2 separate regions of the Homo sapiens genome follow, and region 1 is linked to region 2. A link is an interaction called in ENCODE POLR2A ChIA-PET data of the cell type or tissue named here. Cell type or tissue: Caco-2. All regions are shown on one strand. Links, peaks and the distances in the headings refer to the core of each region. The heading gives the core; the rest is flanking DNA. Region 1 has its middle 12 kb from the start of LINC00159. Region 2 overlaps HUNK (hormonally up-regulated Neu-associated kinase).

The links. ChIA-PET counts read pairs that join two places held together with the same protein. Peaks named below come from ENCODE experiments on the same cell type or tissue, not always from the same donor. Only the 100,000 strongest peaks of a DNase experiment are listed, where the experiment ranks them.
Region 1: POLR2A ChIA-PET joins it to region 2 with 6 read pairs; 2 of 35 experiments call an interaction of 5 or more read pairs at or near these places.

Annotation. Positions count from the first base shown.
Region 1 is chr21:32,072,043-32,077,416 of GRCh38, reverse strand. No RefSeq gene overlaps it. Among named protein-coding and RNA genes, the nearest start is that of LINC00159, 12 kb to the left of the region's middle. In Caco-2, for the core only: no CTCF peak of the experiment used is centred there; no DNase peak of the experiment used is centred there.
Region 2 is chr21:31,897,990-31,903,363 of GRCh38, reverse strand. All of the region lies in intron 1 of HUNK (hormonally up-regulated Neu-associated kinase), which reads right to left. Among named protein-coding and RNA genes, the nearest start is that of HUNK, 28 kb to the right of the region's middle. In Caco-2, for the core only: no CTCF peak of the experiment used is centred there; DNase peaks (open chromatin) are centred at 1,843, 2,723 and 3,943.

The sequences.
Region 1 (5,374 bases), core at 106-5,105, 170 kb before region 2:
ATTTTTGGCTGCCTGGTTTTAATAATTTCTAGAACAAGGCAGAGTCCAAATTAATTATTTAATTAAAAGAAAAATAGAGCAGCCGGCTCCCTCCCCCTGATCCTATCTATCTGGGAATAATGAGGCGCTGCGGGCAGTGCCGTGTGTGTGTGTGTGTGTGTGTGTGTGTGTGTGTGTGTGTGTATGTGTGTGTGTTGTGGTGTGTGTTAGAAAGTCATCGATTCCGTGCCTCCTGTCATTCTCCAGCATCTGTCATCTTGGCTTTCTCTGCTGCCCTGAAGGTGCCTGGGGAACACCCACACATTGTCAAAGAGAAGAGTGCAGAATCCCAGAGAGGTGGAGCGACTGGCCCAAGGTCACGAGCTCCCGAGTCCATGCCGGCCTTGAATCCGGGCCCTTCGGCTGCCGCTTCCCGCACAGTGCGGGCCTCAGGGCCGCCACAGAAGAGTCAGGTGCCAGCCAGTGCTGTGTGCTCTGCGCAGATGCCTCCTTTGGCCGTGGGGGTCCGGACCTTCCCTCTGCTCCTTTACTGCTTTCTCGCCACACGGGGGCTGGAAGCGAGGATGCCTTAAACATTCAAGGCTGTGGAGCAGGCTCAGGCCCTCAGCATCGTGGAGAAGGCACCGAAGCCCGCAGAATCCCACTGTCCTGTGGCAGGGAGAAAAGACAAACGGGTCATAATGCTGTCTTAGAAGGAGATCACGGAGGGCTGGATGTGACCCTTTGCGAGGGACCGGGGACCTTGAGGAGCTGTGAGTTTCCCAGACAGGGTGACACTGGAGCCTTGGAAGGGAGCAGCCTACGGACACCAGAGCTGGGGAGCTAGAGACCCAGTGGGACCCTCATGCCTCCTTTGGACTATGGAGCCCAATGCACCCCTGGGGCCTCGCCGGCCTCGCAGGGAGGTTTCACAAGGACTGTCCCCAAGCCCCTCTCCTGGTGGCCTGTGATCACAGTCTGAGCAGCCCACGTGTCTGCCCTTCTTTGCCTCCTCCTGCGTCTCCTGCCATCAGCTCCCAGCCCAAAACTTTCCAGAATGGAAGTGGGCTTAGCTCAAGCGGCCTGGAGCATGGAGCCCATGATGGGAGAGAAGTCACGTCAAGTCCTGTCTGTGATGTACACACAGCTGGATACACAGAGCAAGGCTCAGGGAGTCTGCTGCACCTGAGTTGTTCTTAGAATCTCAGCTTCTAAAGTGAGACATTCTCACACCCCACCCCCACAAAGTAGGGGCACTGAAGCCTCTGGGCAGAGCTGTTGAACTAAATGAGCAAGTTCATGTAAAACACCTGGAAGGTGGGAGGCTCTCAATCAATGGCAGTTGCCACTGAGACCACAGTCTCTTCATCAGAAGGGTTGGTGGGACGGCTTTGGTGGTCCCAGCCAGCTTGGCTCTCAGTGAACCAAAAGCGTGAAAGCCTCTCTCCCTCCCTTCAGGAAGCTAACCCAGTTTTCAAATGAAGGAATGACTCTTCACATTGTCATTAATTTTCCTGAAAAGATTTTCTTATATCCATTAGCTATACACTATAAATACATTGGGATCTTTTGTTTTTCTAGAAAAAAAAATCATTTTAGCCTTGTATTCTGGCACATTAGATTGTTCTTTTATCCTTGCTTTTTAAAAAACCTTTCAAACGGCTTGCCTTCCATGGAAGAATAAATAGTCTGTCATTTCTGGAGAGAACTTGTAAACTAATATCTTAGTTTAAAACAAATTTAGTGGAATAAGATGACTGCAAAGCTAATATTGACTTTTTTGCGCTTGGCTTCCGTCTCAGCTACTTTGACAGCACCTTTTTCTTTCCCCTTCAACTCTTTCTCACTGTGGAGAGCTCAAGTAAGAAACCAAAGTGTGGCCGGGGGGCGGGGGGTGGCTCACACCTGTAATCCCACCACTTTGGGAGGCCGAGGTGGGCAGATCACCTGAGATCAGGAGTTCAAGACCAGCCTGGCCAACATGGCCAAACTTTGTCTCTACTAAAAATATAAAAATTAGCTGGGTGTGGTGGCAGGTGCCTGTAATCCCAGCTACTCAGGAGGCTGAGACAGGAGAATTGCTTGAACCCGGGAGGTGGAGGTTGCAGTGAGCCGAGATGGCACCTCCGCACTCCAGCCTGGGTGACAGAGTGAGACTCTGTCTCAAAAAAAGAAAAAAAAAAGAAAAAAAAAAGTGTTACATGGAAGGCCGTTCTGCATTAAAGAGCTGCCCAAGGAGAAGGGAAGTAGTCAGTTTGCTCTTGCTAGAGATATGCAAACTCCACATGGAGAGTCCCCAGCTGGGGGCCAGAGATGCAGCCAGCCAATGGAGGATGGATCACCTTGACCTTCCAGGCTCCTTTCTGCCCAGAGGCCTAGGAAACACCTGCTGGCTGCCTCGCATGAGCGTAGAGACACAGGTGGACTTAATATTGCCCCTCCTTGAGGCAGGGCACAGTGGCTCACACCTGTAATCCCAGCACTTTGGGAGACGGAGGTGGGCAGATCACTTGAGGTCAGGAGTTCAAGACCAGCCTCACGAACATGGTGAAACCCCGTCTCTACTAAAAATACAAAAATTACCCGGCTGTGGTGGTGTCCGCCTCTAATCCCAGCTACTTGAGAGGCTGAGGCAGGAGAATCGCTTGAACCCAGGAGGCGGAGGTTGCAGTGAGCCAAGATCACGCCACTGCATTCCAGCCTTGGCAACAGAGCCAGGCTCCATCTCAAAAAAAAAAAAAAAGCTCCTTCTTTAAGGAAAGGCCAAATGCCAAATGCTATGGGTTGAATTTTGCCCCCACCATCTGCCCAAAATCATATGTTGAAGTCTTAACCCCCAGTGCCTCAGAATGTGACCTTATTTGCAAATAGAGTAATTGCAGATGTAATTAATTAAGACAAGGTCGTACTGGTGTAAGGTGGGTCCTAAATCCAATATGACTGGTATCCTTATAAAAGGGGAAAATCTGGGCACAGACAGGCCCACAGGAGGAAAATCCATGTGAAGATGAAGCCAGAGACCATGGTGATGCATTTATAAACCAAGGAAGGCCAAAGGTTGCTGGAAACCCCTGGAGGGTAGGTGAGGGCCTGGGACAGATTCCCCCTCGCAGCCTCAGGAGGAACCAGCTCTGCCAACACCTTGATCTTAGACTTCCACCCTCCTGAACTTAGACGACCCATTTCTGCCGTGTGAGCCCCCGGCCTGTGGTGTTTTGTCACGGCAGCCCCCGCAGACCGAAAGACCAGCTGAGCGCTCCTTTTCTCAGCATCAGCGGGACGGCCGCAGTTTCTTCCTCTGTGGGTGGATGGACCACTTTGCTGCCTTGTTGCTCGAAGGTGCACAGGAATCCGGCGCCAAAGGGTTGCTGGTTGGAGACAAAGCCACTTTCAAAATGTTCCGATGGGGAACAGCTGCCTCCTCCAAGCCCACCCTGTGCTAAAGCAGCCCTCCTGGGCCCAGAGCTCTGGCTCTGATGCAGTTGAGAATAATTGCCATGTGGGAGGAGGGCGGCCATTTTCCCCCGTCAGGGGTCAGAGCCCCTCTGCTCTGATAAAAGCAGCCACAGGGCCACAAGAACAAGGGGAGAAAATAGAGGAAGGGGCGCTCAGGCAGCCCAGAGAGCTAGGAACGGCCCCTGCTCCCTGTGGGCTCCCCCTTTATCCAGACAATGGTTTTATTCAAGCTGCTGGGGCTCCCTATCCTTGGCCCAGGCACACATCAGGAGTGTGGAGGCTGAACGTGCCTTTAAGAACCAGGACCTGCAGATCTAAGAGTCCTGGTATTGAGGCGGCTGTCAGGGAGGTCTCAATGGATGAGAGGCCAGAATCTGTGGCTTCTGCCATCAGTCTCTCATAAACACCATCATCATAACTCCCATCTCTCCAGCACTTCCTCTGCATTTGGCACCATAATAAGCACTTTCTGTGCATTTTGTCCTTTTATCCTCTAACTGCCCTAGCAGGTGGGTCCCTTTGTTATCTCATCTTATGCATCAGGAAACTGAGGCACAGAGAGGTTAAGGAACTTGCCGAAGGCCACAGAGCTAGTGGGCAACAGAGCCAAGCTCCGTGCTGGTAACCACCGTGGGCTGTGTTCTCCTCTCCGTGGGAAGTCTGTGGGCAGACAGCAGGGCCAAGCAGGAGGATTGCAGGGAAGGGCCTCTGAAGTCCATCTTGCAGGGCTAAGTTGGGGTCTTAGAGCCTGCGGCCCTGCAGAACATGAAATCATGCCTTGCAGAGCCGAACAGGGCCTTGAAATCATACAGTCCCCATTTTTCTCACAAAGAGGCTAAGGTCTATGGAGGTGAAGTGGCTGGTCCCAAATCCCAGAACAAATTAGTGGCAGAACCAGGCCAAGAGCATAGACGTCCTGGTTTCCAACCCAGCGATCTTTGTTAAATACCATGGTCCATCTTAACAAGAGGTAGTAATTTTCTTCCGTAGCTTTAGAGATTTGTAAAGGATGCTGAGAAACCCTTCCTGATCACAAAGGCTGTGACATATTTGGTTGAGTTTGCCATGGCAGTTCTTCTATAGGAGTTGGAAGAGTTGGACAGACACCATGATTCCAGCTGGGATGAGCATCCAACCTGCCATAGGCTGACTCCCCTGGAGAAGACCAACTGCAGGCCAAAATCTCCTAAGATCATATTTTAGATGTGGAGTTGAGTGAATTAACCTTTTGCTAGAAGTCCATCAGTCCTCCTATGCTCATTGTACCAATCACTGATAAATGTCAGCTGAAGACAAGGGAATCATTTTAGCACAGTAGAGACATTGAGAGACTGGATATCAACTATTGATGGTTCTTGAGACGTGTCTACAAAATTCTCCCATCCATTCAACCACTTAACCGTCCATCCTTCCATCCATCTGTCCATTCATCATCTTTTCATCCATTCACCCATCCATTCATCCACCCTTCCATTTATTTACCAGGTCCTTACTCTGTGTAAAGTATTTTGCTAGACCCTAGGATTTGTGAAAGAACATGGTCTAGCTTCTGACCTTAGAAGAACTTGGATTCAAATGATGGAATCAGGATGGAAAACTATAAATATAACTCTATGCATTCAGTAAAGGAAACAGCCAGAGGCCTGGGGAGGCTGGAGAGGGCTTCTTAGAGAGAGGGATACTTGATTGGATCTTCAGCAGGAATTTTTTAAGCAGAAAAAAGGGGAGAATGGAGGGTATTCCAGATATGGAGGGAAAGATAAACTAAAGCAAGATGAAGGTTAGAGAGGTAATTATGATGATCTGGGCATTAGTGTGGAGTTTGAATCACATTTACAAGATGTGTTTGTGACCCTTGTTGCAATTAATTCTCCAACAGCCATATAAGTTAGGGAAGGTGATCCAGGGAAGGGCATGTGGCACTTACAAGATGAAGTCA
Region 2 (5,374 bases), core at 154-5,153:
ATATAGTCAAGTTCAATAAAAGAATTATTTCTAGAGAGCAGAATATCATCGACTTCAAAGGGATGTTTTCCACTTACAAGAACTAATCATTATGAAAATACATTTTAAATTCTGAGATATCTTTTTTGATTTGTGGTGGAGGGGTAGCTGTGATTGGAGTTATTATTCTCAGTTTATGATTTTCTATCCCACTGGGCCCCATGCTCTGAATTTGGGTCAAGCATAAGTTATCCATTGCTTTCATCAACATTAATGGAGCTTTGTTATGTTAAAATCATGTTAGAAAGAGTTTAATGTGGCTTTCATCGAATCAAGATTTATTGGTTGCAAATTCCACCTCTCTCCCGCACCGAGAAAAAAAAAGTAAAATTAGACACTTTGATCATGATCACATTTTCAAAAGTGGATCAGTAGTGTTAATCTCATTATATTAAACACATTTTATCATTACATAAAGAAAAGATTAATAGTGTGAGAGCTTATAATTAAGCAGCACACAGGGCGGATCTCCATGGTCTAGAAAATCAATAAATAAATGTAGGCAACTGTCTGATTAACTTAAGCTTAGTAAATATTCCAATGGCTGGGAGATCCATTTAGTGGCCTAAATTAACTAGTTTAGCTGTCAATAAGCATGCAATTGATGAGCTCTTTGGACAATCGCCATTTCTCTGTAAATTTCATGGTGTGAAAACAAAAAGGCCTATGTGTGGACCACAGCATGAAGCCATATAAACCTCCAACTGGGACTAGTTTCATTGAATAAGCACTTGACCAGCAAGACCCTACGAAACACTATACATGCTTCATGTAACTCCCACAAGCCCTACGAGGAAGAAGATTTTTTTTTTTGGAGATAGAGTTTTGCTTTTGTTGCCCAGGCTGGAGTGCAATGGCACGATCTTGGCTCACCGCAACCTCCGTCTCCCAGGTTCAAGTGATTCTCCTGCCTCAGCCTCCTGAGTAGCTGGGATTCCAGGCATGCGCCACCACGCCTGGCTAATTTTGTATGTTTAGTAGAGATGGGGTTTCTCCATGTTGGTCAGGCTGCTCTCGAACTCCCAACCTCAGGTGATCCACCTGCCTTGGCCTCCCAAAGTGCTGGGATTACAGGTGTGAGCCACCGCGCCCGGCCGTGGCCAACTTTCTTAATCTGTGTGAACCAAAAGTTTCCCCTCTGTAAAAAGGGGAAATAATGGCATATTCTTCCTCGTAGGGCTTGTGGGAGTTACATGAAGCATGTACAGTGTTTTGCAGGGTCTTGCTTATCAAGTGCTTATTCAATGAAACTAGTCCCAGTTGGAGGTTTATATGGCTTCATGACTGTGGTCTACACCTATGCCTTTTTACAGAGGGGAAACTTGCCCACAGTCTGTCCAGCTGGGACATGGTCAGGCATGGATGTGACTCTCAACCGACAGCTAAGTAGCCCCTTGCCATCTAGAGGGGTGGTATGACCTGGTTGAGGCCTGAGCTGGGCCTCAAATAACCCAGTGGGTTATTTGATCATTGTGAACACCTAAATCAGGTAGTAGTTCAATGTGACCAAAGAAAAACAAAAACATCTTACTCTCCAAATTTGTCACTTTAAAAGCATAATTCCCATATCTCTACACCATGGACATCCTCGCAAGACAACCTATGCTCTCCTGGCATACAGAAGTAGCCTTACTACACCTGAGCATCATAGTTTAGTTTGCAGAGGGAGAAACAGTATAGGTGAGAAACAGAACAGGTGAGCTACAAGTTTAAACATTAGCTAAATACAGATGTGACTGGCCCTGGGTCCTTAACTTTGAGACTTCAAAGCTCCCTCTGAGGCGGCCTGCCAATCTCTGTGGCCTGTCAAGCAGAGGTGACACAGGCTGCCTGCTCAGCCCAAGCTCATCATTCCTGCCACCAAGCCAAGGCCTCCACATCAGAGAACTCCTGGCAATGCATTAAAAGCCAGGTGTACAAACCGGGAGTTGCTTTCCCAGGGCCTAGAGGGGGACAGTACAGGTGAAGATGGTCACACCCTTCTACTCACCACTGAGGGTGTATCTCTACCCTCTGCAAACCTCAGTGACCAACCAAGTCACCCAGCAGACACACCCCAGACTCTACAGAAGAACTCAAGCTGAGAACCTGTTATGTGTTTGTTATGTGTCCCCCAACAAATTTCATGCTGAAGTCCTAACCCCCAGCAGCTCAGAAGGTGACCTTGTTTGGAAATCAGGTCATTGCAGATGTAATTAATTAAGACGACATTATTTGTGTGTACCCTAATCCAATATGACTGGCGTCCTTATAAAAAGGAGAAATTTGGACACAGAGACACACAGAGAATGCCATGGGAAGGCTGGAGTCGTGCTGCCAGTAGCCACGGAAGTGCCAGAAGCTGGGAGAGGGGCCTGGAAGAGACCCTTCCCCAAAGCCCTCAGAGGGTGCAACTTGATTTTGAACTTCCAGCTCCTTCTGGGTTACCGTGAGACAGTTTCCGTTGTTCTAAGGTCTGTGGACACTTTGTCATGGCAGCCCCAGGAAACGAATGCAGTACTCAAGGGCTACAGGCATCTGATCCATACTGAAACTACCCTGGGAAATTCTTCCCAACCACTCCGTGTCCAGTCCATCAGAAAGTTAAACAATAAACACGATAAACCCAAGGCTGACTCTGGATAAAGGCTTACTTCCAGAGTACTGATTAACTCAGGTATCACTGCACGCGCAGGGCTCTGTAGTAGAGTGCTGTTGTTAAGAGAGCCAGACTCGAAGAGGAGACCTTTGGACCATGACAAAACCTCAGAATTGTAGCCAGAGCTTCCACATGGAGACCTGCATTCTACCGAGTCTGTCAAAGTACCCACTATTCGTGAAAAATCATGACGAGCACAGTAGAGTTTGTGTGTGTGTGTGTGTGTGTGTGTGTGTGTGTTTCAGTAACTAAGACCTGGTTCTAGCCTAAATAATCCTGCAACCTGGGAGGCAGCTACCACACGCTTGCTTGTGCTCAAGATGTTGCATGGAGTAAGAGAGGTGACATGGAGACAGAACAAAGAGCGGGGAGAAACTACCTCCAGCTGGGCAGAGGAGGGCAGGCTCCAGGAAGAACTAACGTGGCATTTCAGTGGGGCTGGAAGGAGCTAGGAGGGTGGGCCTGGAGAGTTTGTGGACTCATTAGAGTTCATTTCTAGGCAATTAGGATGGATTATGCTGCGAGGAACAGGGGATGGGGAGAATGAACGAGGATTAAACTAGACTGTGTCAAAGGGACTCAGTAGGAGATAAAAATCAAAAAGCAGCCAGAGGCTGGGAGCAGTGGCTCATGCCTGTAATCCCAGCACTTTGGGAGCCCAAGGAGGGTGGATCACTTGAGGTCAGGAGTTCAAGACCAACCTGGCCAACATGGTGAAACTCCGTCTCCATTTAAAAAGAAATTAGCTAGGCATGGTGATAGGCACCTGTAATCCCAGCTACGTGGGAGGCTGAGGCAGGAGAATTGCTTGAACCTGGGAGGCAGAGGTTGTAGTGAGCCAAGAACGCACCACTGAACTCCAGCCTGGGTGACAAGAGTGAAACTCTGTCTAAAAAAAAAAAACACACAGCAGCCAGAGGTGTAACTTACAGGAGCTGAATAACCCAAAAGGGACTGAGAAGATGGAGGAACCAAGATGGTGCTGAGCAGGAGTAGCAGGGAATGAAGAAGAGGCAGATTGGTCAGTGGCAAAGGCAACGAGTTTGGTTTAGAACACATTATAGGTTAAATTGGGTTTCCCATAAAGATACATTGAAGTCCTAACCACCAGTACCTCAGAATGTGACCTTATTTGAAGATGGGGTCATTGCAGATGTAATTAGTCAAGATAAGATCATAGTGGAGTAGGATGGGTCCCTAATCCCATAGAGCTGATGTCTTTACAACAAGAGGAAACACAGACACACACACACAGCAAAGGTCACGCGAATTTGCAGGCAGAGACTGGAGTGAGGCATCTACAAGCCAAAGCAGGCCAAAGACTGCAGGCAACCACCAGAGCTAGGAAGAAAAGAAGATTCTCCTCCCCTACAGCATTCAGGGAGAGCATGGCTCTGCCAACGCCTTGATTTCATACTTCTGGCCTCCAGAACTGTGAGATAATAAATTTCTGTTGTTTGACACTACCCAGTTTATGGTACTTTGTTATGGCAGCCCAGGAAACTAATAGAGAACGTTAAAAGGGAAGATCTAAGTAAAATCAGTGCAGCAGGAAGTCGTTGCCAGCCTCGACTTGTTAAATCATTTCCTCCATGGCACCAAGTGCAGAATGAGTTTTTCCCCTTTTATACTCATAAACCTACCGAGAACAAGGGAAGAGGGTGGGAACTTAAGAGCAGCTTATCATCATTCAGTTTCCACGATAACATACATTACAAGTGTTTGTAACGTTAAACCATAAAAGAGAATAAGCTCACAGATGGTATTTCTTAAGAGGAGCCTAACAAACTATTTAGGCATATTGATCGGATGCTTTGTGGATATTAAAAGCTTTGCTTTCATATCAGTCTTCTAGCATCAGTAGACACTGCCCTTTCTCTCAAACTTCTCAAACTCATTCCAAGCAGAGCTGGCCTGACATTAATCATCCTCTCTCCTTACACTTCCAGAAGCTTGGACCCCACTCCTGCCCTGTTCCACCCCACTCCACAACAAAGCTCAATGCAGGGCCTCTCCATAGGGGTGACCAAAAGACGGGAGAGTCCTCCAGGGTCGAGAAGAAAAGTGAGCTGAAAAAGGCACATTCAGTCCACCTATTTTTGCCCTAATAAAAAATCCACGGCCGGGCGTGGTGGCTCATGCTTGTAATCCCAGCACTTTGGGAAGCCGAGGTGGGCAGATCACTTGACGCCAGGAGTTTGAGACCAGCCTGGCCAACATGGTGAAACCCTGTCTCTACTAAAAATACAAAAAATTAGCCAGGCATGGTGGCGGATGCCTATAGTCCCAGCTACTCGGGAGGCTGAGGCAAGAGAATCACTTGAAACTGGGAGGCGGAGGTTGCAGTGAGCCGAGATCGCGCCATTGCACTTCAGCCTGGGCAACAAGAGCGAAACTACGTCTCAAAAATAAATTAAATAAATACCCACAAAGTATAAAGCTTGTCCTAATGGTAATCACAAAACATAAAATGGTTTTGCCCAGGTGGGGTTTCACTACAGAGTATATGGATTAAAAAATAAGACTGAGAAATACTGCCCTGTGTGACTCACCTCTCGGCCTTCTCCTGGAAGCCAGACCAGCGGGGGGTCTTGCACCTCAAGTCTGTTTCCAGAGTCTAAGGTCTTCCTTAACAGAATGTCAGCATAACTGTCGTATCTCTGCAATGCATCCCTACTCCACGTAGCCTCCCTCTTT